Regions from separate parts of the Homo sapiens genome. Here region 1 is linked to region 2. A link is a loop called in an ENCODE intact Hi-C map of the cell type or tissue named here. Cell type or tissue: dorsolateral prefrontal cortex. All regions are shown on one strand.

Region 1 (5,000 bases), 320 kb before region 2:
AATGCATTTTTGCATATGCCAGTGTATCCAACTATCCAGAATAAACTTATGTGCCAAAATAGTGAGTAGAGTTTAATTTTTATAACTTAAAACATTTTTTTAAATCCCTCTTTACTTTTTCTTGAACGATCCTCTGATTGTAATTTGGAAAAAGCTGAGAACTGGCTAAAGGCTTTAGTCAAGAAAAAAAGTCATTCCCAGTTGACCTATTTTGGACTTATAACCTCCAGAACTATAAGATAATAAACTTGTATTGTTTTAAGCCCCAAAGTTTGCGATAATTTTTAACAGCAGCAATAAGAAACTAACATACTTCCCATAGCCAATTTGTGCAGTGAAACTTCATCTTCCTCAGCAAACATGCTTCCCTCTCTGTGCTCCTGTTTTTAGGGGCTGGCATCATCACCATATACCTATTTATCCTACTAGGAGTCATCTTTGATCTCTACCTCTTCACCACATTTACTTCATCACCAATTCCTGTTCATTCTTTCTACCTCTAGAGTAACTCCTCCATTCTGTTGTATTTCCCTGTTACTGCTGTTTTCAGGCTACAATTTTGAACTGCTGGAGTTTTGTATTCAACTCTAGTCTATTCTCTGTACTTTCAAATTTTATTTATTTATTGTTGAGACCCACAGGAAGAAATAAATTCCACATCAAGATCTAGGGCACACACACACTTCTGAAGCAAAAGCTTCATGAAACAATATTTCCCATACTCTTTTGCAGTATATGCTGATATTTTCTATCCTATGTATTTAATTTTGTAAAAATCCAGCTATTTGTGATTTATTGCAATGGTTTCGTAACTGACAAATGGATCATGACCTGTAGTTTAAGAAGATATTTTTCTACATGGCCACCAGAATGCTCTTTCCAAAATACAATTATTTTTCCTTAAAATCTTTCAATGCCTTCATTACTCTAAGGATAAAGTTCAAACTCTAACATTGTTTCTAAGATCCTCCATCACCCAGTCTTCTTATCACAGTAGCTTCGTCTTTCTCCACTCTAACTGGTTCATTTTCATTTTACAATCCAACCTTACCTGCTTACTTTCTGGACTCAGATTGAGTCTCTGGGCCTTTGCAAGTCGTGTTACCCTTTTCAGACTGTCTTCTACATATCCTCTTCTTATAGCTAATTCCCACTTAGTCTATTTTCTTAGATTAAACCTCACTTCCCTCTAAATGCTTTCTCTCAATGCCTGGACTGGGTTAGGTGTCCCTTTCGCCCTCCTGCATTCTCCCTTAGCACCCAGGACCCCCTGAATGGCAGTGCTTATCAACCTGTATTTAATAACAATAGTGCTGTTTAAGAATAGAGACTGGGTTTTGTCCCCTATGAAATACCTAGAAGGCCTTCAGTAAATGCTTATTGGATGAATAAGTGAAACCTAAAAATTTTTTAAAAGTCAATTACTTTGAACTAAAATTCTATTAACATTTAAATTGTCAATAGTAATAACTTCTTGAAATATTCTATTGGGATAGAAAACAAGTGGTCATTGCTAAAATGGCAATGTGTTTCAGGCCTATATCTCATTTGTACTATTACAAATATCATGGCAGGTAGTAAGAGGTAGGATGTGCTTTGCTTTGTTAAAACCTGGTAATAGTGCAGGGACTTGCTTAAAGCAACATTTACTATCCTTCACATTCAAGAAGACCCTGGTTTATAACCTGGTTGGTTCTTTCTCTTTAAGAACATTCATAGAAGAGCTTTAGTTGCTTTACCAGTGAGCCAAACCATCTATGACAGTTCACTTTTATGGTCTTTGAAGATGCTATTGGCTGATTTTCTGTTCAGCAGGTCATTTCTACCATTTAACCACCCAAATCATTAAAATGGACGAAATAAATTATTCACTAAGACACTGTCTTATGACCAGGGACAAGATGTCTTGGCAACGACTTGGTGTGTATGTTTGTCTCATAAAGGGGAAATCAATAATCCCATCACCAATATCTAGGTTGTCCATCTGTCTAAAATAAACACACAATCATTTATTTCCTTCTTTGGATGTCAACCAAGCTTTTAGAGCAGTTTTCTTTAAACAGCATGAATGCACATGGGTACATATGGACAGAAACAGACACACACATTCTCCATGAGAAAAGAGAGCAAGTTCTATATAAGGAACCCATGATGGGAAACAGCCAAGTGAAATGCACCTGGATGTCTGTGTAAGCAGTCATAAGATTGCCAGTGGCCAGCAGAAGACGAAAGGGAATGCCTGCCTAGGAGAGAAGAGCACGCCTTGTGCAAACATCAAAGCGCTGCTTCTAAGAGGGGTAATTTTTATATTGCTATTGGCAGACATGGATACTAATGCAAATCATTCAGGGCCCTACAAAAGGCCTGACATATTCTGAACTTGATGGGAGCTGGTTGGGACTGTGGCATTTATCTCCTTCCAATCTTTTAAAGTGACATGACGCCTTCCTGTCTCCAGTCTCAGGCTGACCACTTGGGGTAGTTGCTTTCAGGCCACTGTGACAAGAGCTAACCGCTGTGGTTTTGTGTTTGGTGTGACAGGGCAGCTATCCAGAGCTGAAAACAATGGAGACTGAGACAGAGAGGCTGCATTCGCTGAAAAGTTTTTTACAGCACTCACTTGCAATGTTCAGTGTTCTCTTAAATAGGGTAAATGTGGCCCATGGGGAAAAATGATCTGTTGAGGTGCGGGATGAAATGATTAGGATGCTATTTACGTTAACTTACATTTAATTTCTGTTTTGCATATATTTTATAAAATATACAATATATTAGTACAATTGTTCATTTGGTATAAATAAATACGTTTATTTCCTGGAGGAACAAACTAAAACATTTTTATTAATAGAGATGCATCATCAGGTAAGTTTTCAGGTTACTGGTGTTTTTGCTCAGGTTAATATACGCATTTATTGAAGAGGGTCTTATTTTTGCCTCTAAAAGAGCTCTTCAGATTCCAGAGTTCTGTTTTTTTGTCACTCTTTCTTTTTGTTGTTAATTATCTCTTTGCAAGAATGCCATCTATATCTAAAGGTAGTCTGTAATCTGTTGCTATTGTTCTAGCACTTTCTTCAAAGAAACGTTTACTTTAAAAAATCACAGAGGGAGGTAAAATTTCTCTGAGGTTCTTCATTGATTTGCATGACATTAAGAATTTGTAGGGAAAGTGAATAATTGGATATTGCAAGATGCAGTATTTCCTAGGTTATTTTAAGTGGTGGGCTTTATTTCATCTGTATGTGTTGTAAATACAAAATCAAGAGTGAAATTGGAATGTGTGAGTATGTGGAAAGTATATGGTAAAAAAGTAATTAGAACTAAAAAAGTGAACAGAGCAAATAGTAAAAACAAAACAAAACAAAAACACCCAAAGTGCACAGACACAAAAGTGTAATTAATAGGTGCTATTACTGGCAGAGATAATACTCAGGAAAACAGGTCTTCCATCTATTTTGAAAATTATTAAAATAGAATAATGTTTCAGTGAAATTCAGTTCTATTTATTCACACTATTAGCTGCAAATACCTCTATCCTCACATCTTGGATCCTGCTAACTTCCCCCAAAGGCCTCTCTGAATCCTATAGTTGAAAAGTCTCCTAATCAAGCCTTTATATAAAATTGGAAATAAATGGAAAGTAACATGAAAATAAAACAAATTAAAAAGATGTCATTGCAATAGGGTGACAGTATTACACATATTTTTCTTTTGATTTTTTTCTTTTAATGTGCTATCCTAATAATTTAACCAAATATAAAAAGCAAGTAAGATTGAGACTTTGAGGTATAAACTGTGGTATTCTTTTTTTTTCTTTTTTGAGACAGAGTCTCCCTGTTTCCCAGGCTGCAGTGGTATGATCATGGCTCACTGTAGCCTCAACTTCCCAAACTTAAGTAATCCTCTCACCTCAGCCTGCTGAGTAGCTGAGACCACAGGCATGCACCACCATGCCTGGCTAATTTTTTAATTTTTTGTAGAGATGGGGTCTCTCTATGTTGCCCAGACTGGTCTCAAACTCCTGGTCTCAAGCAATCCTCCTGCCTCAGCCTCCCAAAGTGCTGGGATTACAGGCATGAGCCATAGCACCCAGCCTAAATTTTGGTGTTCTGATGGTCAGTCAATACCTACATATGAATGTAATCCCAGCAGAGGGAAGACATTCGTAACAGTAACTAGGTCTTTGCACATATTCTGTGTAAACTGCTATCTAACGTTATCATAAGGGATATGTATGCCTTTTGAAGAATATCCAAGTCGCTTATTTTTTCCGTTTACTGATATTTCTTTTGAGAAAGAAATCAGAAACTAGTTGATTTTAGAAGTAAGGAGAGTGATCTCCTTTTATCTGGAATAACTGGGCTGGGCATCAGCCTGCTGACAAAGAGTTGACCCACTATATCTGAGACACAGAAATATAACTTGGGGGCTCTGAAGGCTCTCTTGGAGCTGTTGACTCAACATCTTGGATGTCAATAGATATCTCAACCTCAACTGATCCAAAGAGAAACTTCCAACCTTCCCCACTCCCTCACCCCAAACCTATTGTACCCACAGCCTTCCTCATCTCAGTTTTGGCAACTCCGTCCTTCTGTTGAGAGGACCAAAATCAGGGAGTCATCCTTGACTCCTCACAGTTAAACAATTTATCAGGTAGTCCTGTAGACTCAACCATCAAAACACATCCAGACCCTTACCATTTCCTGCCCTCACCAGGGCTACTGCTCACTCAAGCTACCATCATTAATTGCCTGGAATATTGATTGCAATTGCCTCCTAACGGTTCTTGCTGCTTCTGTCTTTGCCTCTGTACGGTCCCTACAAAGAAGTAGCAATAATGCTTTAAAAACGTAAATCAGGTCATGTCACTCCCTTGATCAAAACCTACATTGGCCCCCACTTACACTCAGAGTGAGAGTCCAAGTCCTCGCCATGGCATAAGGCCCTCTCTGAGCTGCCACACCATTGGGTCTATTTTCTCTTGTTACTCTCCCTGTGCTGCC
Region 2 (5,000 bases):
TGAAGGCAGCGGCTTTTGGATATTAAAGAATGTAACAGAGTTTTAGAGAGTGCAAACCCAAGGCATACGGACTTTGAATTTTATCTGACCGGCACTGACATGCTGAGACTTTCAGATTGGAAAGCATTTGTGGTTACTGCATGTATGTCCCAAATTCTTCCCGTTTAGTTTAAAAGATCCAAAGAAATATCTTGGTTAGGTAGGCTTGAGTCTAGAGAATTTGGAATGGTTATACATTTACTGACAATAAGGATTATAAAAGAAGACCTCTGTGTCCAAGGCTTACACGTAATTAGGGAGGGTAAAGCCACCTGCACACAATGCTAGCTAGCAGGGTATTTTAAAAAACTGTGCACGTTGGGGTACTAGAAACATAATGGGCTTTGGAGTACAGCACACCTGGGTTGGAATTCTGGTTCTACCACTTTCTGTGCAGCCTTGGCCCAGGTAGTTAATCTTTCAGTGCAAGCAGTGTTGTCATTCATAAAATGGAGGTGATGCCTACCATGAAGTGTTGCTATGGAAATTAACTGATCTGTGATATTAAAGCATAGTCACTGGTACTTGGGGTTACCTAATCTAAATGCCAGAGGAGTGATTTAACAAGGGAGGCAAGACCCTTTCTTTTTAGCCAAGTGGAGTTAGCAAAGTATGTTTTGTATGTGGAAAGTCTACTTTTGAATTGTCTTCGTTTCTGCCTTCCTACTAATGTTTTTCTCTCTGCCTGGTCTAGGATTAACACAGATTCCTCAGATCCAGAAGACTGAAATTTCCTTTCGTCCTAATGATCCCAAGAGCTATGAGGCATATGTACTGAACATAGTTAGGTTCCTGGAAAAGTACAAAGATTCAGCCCAGAGGGATGACATGATTTTTGAAGATTGTGGCGGTAAGTAGACTCATTGTAGATGTCTGTGGCTAGTTTTCTTTCTCTTTAACTCTTATTTCCCACTTCTATTTTTTGTTTAATGATCGAGAGATAATCCTGAAATAATGAAAGATTGAACTCTGGCCATATTTAGACACTTTTTTTAAAAAAAGCAGGAAGACACAATGAAAAACAGTACAGCCTCAAGTATGACTGTTTTCTGCATTGGAAAGGTGTCTTACTTTAAAACACTCCTAGGTACTATTTTTTACTATTCAGAGCCAAGACAGCAATTCCGGTTTTCTTTCTCTTACATCCGTTGAAAAGTACAGCTACTTATTTCCTTATCTTCCCCCAAAAAGTTCTCCCTATAGAAGAGTGCACAGGGCCTTCTCTCATCAGAAAGACCTTTTGGTGTGATTAGCTATCACTGCACTGGCATTCATGAAGGAGGATGTATGGTCAGGGTATACTTTTATTGATCCTGGTTGGGATAGATAATGAAATATGTGTTAGGCAGCTGATCGTTTTGGATAAGGAAATGACTTATGAAGGGTAAAGAGAGGCTCTTAGTTTCATTAAGTCATTGACATGAATACATGTCCTCACTCTTACTACCTGGACTGTGAATTTTCCAGTCCATGTTCTCATTCTTTCCACAAAAAAATACTCTCGCTGGGTGCAGTGGCTCATGCCTGTAATCCTTGCACTTTGGGAGGCTGAGGAGGGAGGATTGCTTGAGCCTAGGAGTTCGAGACCAACCTGGGCAACACAGTGAGACCCCATCTCTACAAAAAATAAGACAAGTTAGCTGGGTGTGGTGTTGTGTGCCCGTGGTCCCAGCTACTTGGGAGGCTGAAGTGGGAGGATCACTTGAGCCTGGGAGGTCGAGGCTGCAATAAGCCATGATCACGCCACAGCACTCCAGCCTGGGCACCAGTGTGAGACCCTGTCTCAAAAACGTTAAAACAAACAAACAAACATAAAACATCTCTCTGAGTTTTACTAGGTAATATCATCCCTTCTGATTCAATTCAAGCATTTACCAACTCCAGTTCTTTATAAGGCAGGCTGTGGCTTGGTCAGAGTATGGGGCGAATTGCCATTTTAAGTTATTTTGGAAATATTTAGTAACTTAAAAGAACATTTTCAGTGTGAATTTTTCTCATTAGAATTTAAATGAGGTTTTCATCTTACTTTGCAGTAATTAAAAGGCCTGAGGGATAATCAGGGTGAATCACTTCAAGGAGATAGTCTAAATTCAGACTCTTCGCTATTTGAAGGGAAAATAGTTCATTTGTGAATTTAAAAACTATACATAAATTATGGTTTGCATTATTTTCCTCCAGCATGCTATACATTAACTTTGAATTCTATATTCACTTGGTCTTTTTCTGGCTTTTATATGAGGATTGAATTAAAAATGCCAGAATAAAATTTCTCAGTCCAGCAAATGCTTAATGCATAGCTTTAAAAGGCAGAAACTCAAATCAAAAAAGCCTGGGCAACACAGCAAGACCCCAGTCTCTGCAAAATTAAAAAAAACTAGCCACAGGGTGGCACACGCCTGTAGTCCCAGCTACTCAGGATGCTGAGGTGGGAGGATCTTTAGAGCCCAGGAGGTTGAGGCTGCAGTGGGCCATGATCATGCTGCCGCACTCCAACCTAGGCCACGGAGTGAGACCCTGTCTCAAAAAAACCCTTAAGTGGTGGTTGAAAAGGAAAATACCAGTTCCTTTTTAAAAATTCTGACCAAAAAAAAAACCTAGTTCTGAAAATTATTGACAGTCCTTTTGTATTCTGATTATAATATCCCTGTTACTGAGCTAAGCCAGTGTTGACAGTGTGAATGATGCTACTCACGCAGTGTGATCCGTCTCCTTTCAGTCTTCTAAATAGCTGAGTAATCCATTATTTAAAAGAAGGGAAATATTGCCAGAGACTAAATATTACGTGCTGATCAAGTACTATGAAGCTTTGGTGTGGGGCCATATACCAGCTATTCCTTTTGGTAAAATATCTTTTAATATGAGTGAAGAGGTGAGAGATGGTTTTCCTGGAGATCTTGCTTAATTCAGATCATGCATTAAATGCAGAATAGCGTACTCTCAGAATAGGTAACTATGACAAGGAAGACAGTTTCTTTTTCTTAGAACTGCTAAGGGAATTGCTGGTACAATATAAAAGTTGTGTTTTTATTTTTAGATGTGCCCAGTGAACCGAAAGAACGAGGAGACTTTAATCATGAACGAGGAGAGCGAAAGGTCTGCAGATTCAAGCTTGAATGGCTGGGAAATTGCTCTGGATTAAATGATGAAACTTATGGCTACAAAGAGGGCAAACCGTGCATTATTATAAAGCTCAACCGAGTTCTAGGCTTCAAACCTAAGGCAAGTAATATTTTAAATGATAGAATTTAGATGAGTCATTTACACTAAGTACTTAATTGATCTGAGAAGACAATGTAAGATAGTTTTAAAGTATACTCAGTGCTGACTTTGAAACGTAGCCAGTAGAGTAACACCAAAAACTTCTGTATCCACCCTGCAATTCTTGTAGTTAGGACATTAATCTCATTTTCTAAAGTTAAAGGAATTCTGAGAGGCAAAGCTGCATTCTGAAGTGAGTCTGTGGCCCTTTTCTTAATACTCCTGCTCAGTATCCAGATAACAGTTTCTATAACATAAACTCTTTAAAAAAGTAAAAATGGAAAAATATATTTTTTCCCTGGTGGTCTAGTGGTTAGAGAAAAAAAAAAGTTTTTTATTTTTTACTTCATAAAGAATGGATTAAAAAAAAAATTTTAACCCACTTGCATGTATAGTCCAGTTTTGGTCCTCTGGAAGCCACAGGAACATTTCAAAAAAATTGATAATCTGAAAAAATATTTTTTCTGAATTTTATTGCGGAAGTAGAAGTTTAACATCATCTAGGCTGAATTTTGCTAGCCATGCTGTTGGCTTTTTGTATTACTGCAACTTATAATGGATAAACATTACTCTGGATCACTGAAAAATGAGCAAATTGCCATTGCTCACCATTTGGTGAGATTATATTCTCCATAAGAATGGAAAATTTATCGTTGTTGTCTGCTTTTGTAAAGCTGGTCATTTCATCCTCTCCTCCAGATCATGAATTAATGCTGTCCTTTCCCCTTAAGCCTGGCTTCTTCTGGCAGGTTTCCCCCTAATCACCCGTATATGAGCGTTGGCATTATGAGTGTTGTTTCTAATTTTGATAGAAATTGACTGCAGTATATTGAGTTATGTGAACAAACTCATTTCATTTCTGAAATCTGGCACTTTTGTTCATTAATTTTCTATTGAATGCTATTAATTTATTTCTACAATGCTTGTTACCCATGAATAATATTTTCAAAAGAAAATCAACACAGAGATAAAAAGTTTTGTTAACTGAAGGATGCATCAAAGTTCCTTTATTGCCATCAGAGGCAAAAATGAGTAGGTGGGGATGGATGGTTGCCTGGCTGGCTAGTTTGATGGACTGCTGGCAGAAATTAATGTACCTCTCAAAAGGATTTTAAGCTTCTTTCCACATAGACAGGATATAATGGAAGAAAAACGGTGAGAACCATTATGCCAAAATGTATTTGATATTCATATTGCTGGGGAATACTTCACTGAGATCAATCAGCTATTTAGCAGCAAAAGAAATTGTTGTGGCATGGCCAAGAGAAGACTCATCCCATACTTTCTGAGTACCTTGCTTTTGACATTACTCATCGTAGACACTGAATGACATTTGGACCCCACAGAGGCAGTCTAGTCTATTGTGATTGATTTCTTCCCACATCTTTAGAGTTACTTGGTTCAGTGATAAATTCAGCTACTCTTTCTTTTCAGTCCTTTTTTTCTTTTTTCTTTGGTCTCTACTTGGTTATCCATTGCCACTGCCTAATTCATCACCTCCACCCAAATCTCCAACTATTTTGGAGTTATTTTTGTCAGAGATCAGAGTATCCCAGCATCTCACTATCCTCACCATTGGAGGATAGATTCTGGCAACTTCTTAGTGAGCATTTTCTCTACATATTTTTAAAGACAAATACATTGCTGGCAGAAACGTCCCAAAGAGTCAAATCTAGACGATCATTTTCTTGCATCCAAAACAG

The links. Peaks named below come from ENCODE experiments on the same cell type or tissue, not always from the same donor. Only the 100,000 strongest peaks of a DNase experiment are listed, where the experiment ranks them.
Region 1: a loop joins it to region 2, with 2.2 times the contacts of the local background. A loop is called at or near these places in 1 of 110 quality-filtered maps.

The regions. Positions count from the first base shown.
Region 1 is chr1:168,801,816-168,806,815 of GRCh38, forward strand. No RefSeq gene overlaps it. Among named protein-coding and RNA genes, the nearest start is that of LINC00626, 17 kb to the left of the region's middle. In dorsolateral prefrontal cortex, CTCF peaks have their summits at 2,490 and 2,693; a DNase peak (open chromatin) is centred at 2,496; H3K4me3 peaks cover 926 bases.
Region 2 is chr1:169,124,151-169,129,150 of GRCh38, forward strand. ATP1B1 (ATPase Na+/K+ transporting subunit beta 1) reads left to right here. Exons shown (of 6, transcript NM_001677.4): 3 at 734-889; 4 at 3,074-3,258. Among named protein-coding and RNA genes, the nearest start is that of ATP1B1, 20 kb to the left of the region's middle. In dorsolateral prefrontal cortex, CTCF peaks have their summits at 2,353 and 2,558; no DNase peak of the experiment used is centred here; H3K4me3 peaks cover 1,470 bases; H3K27ac peaks cover 4,236 bases.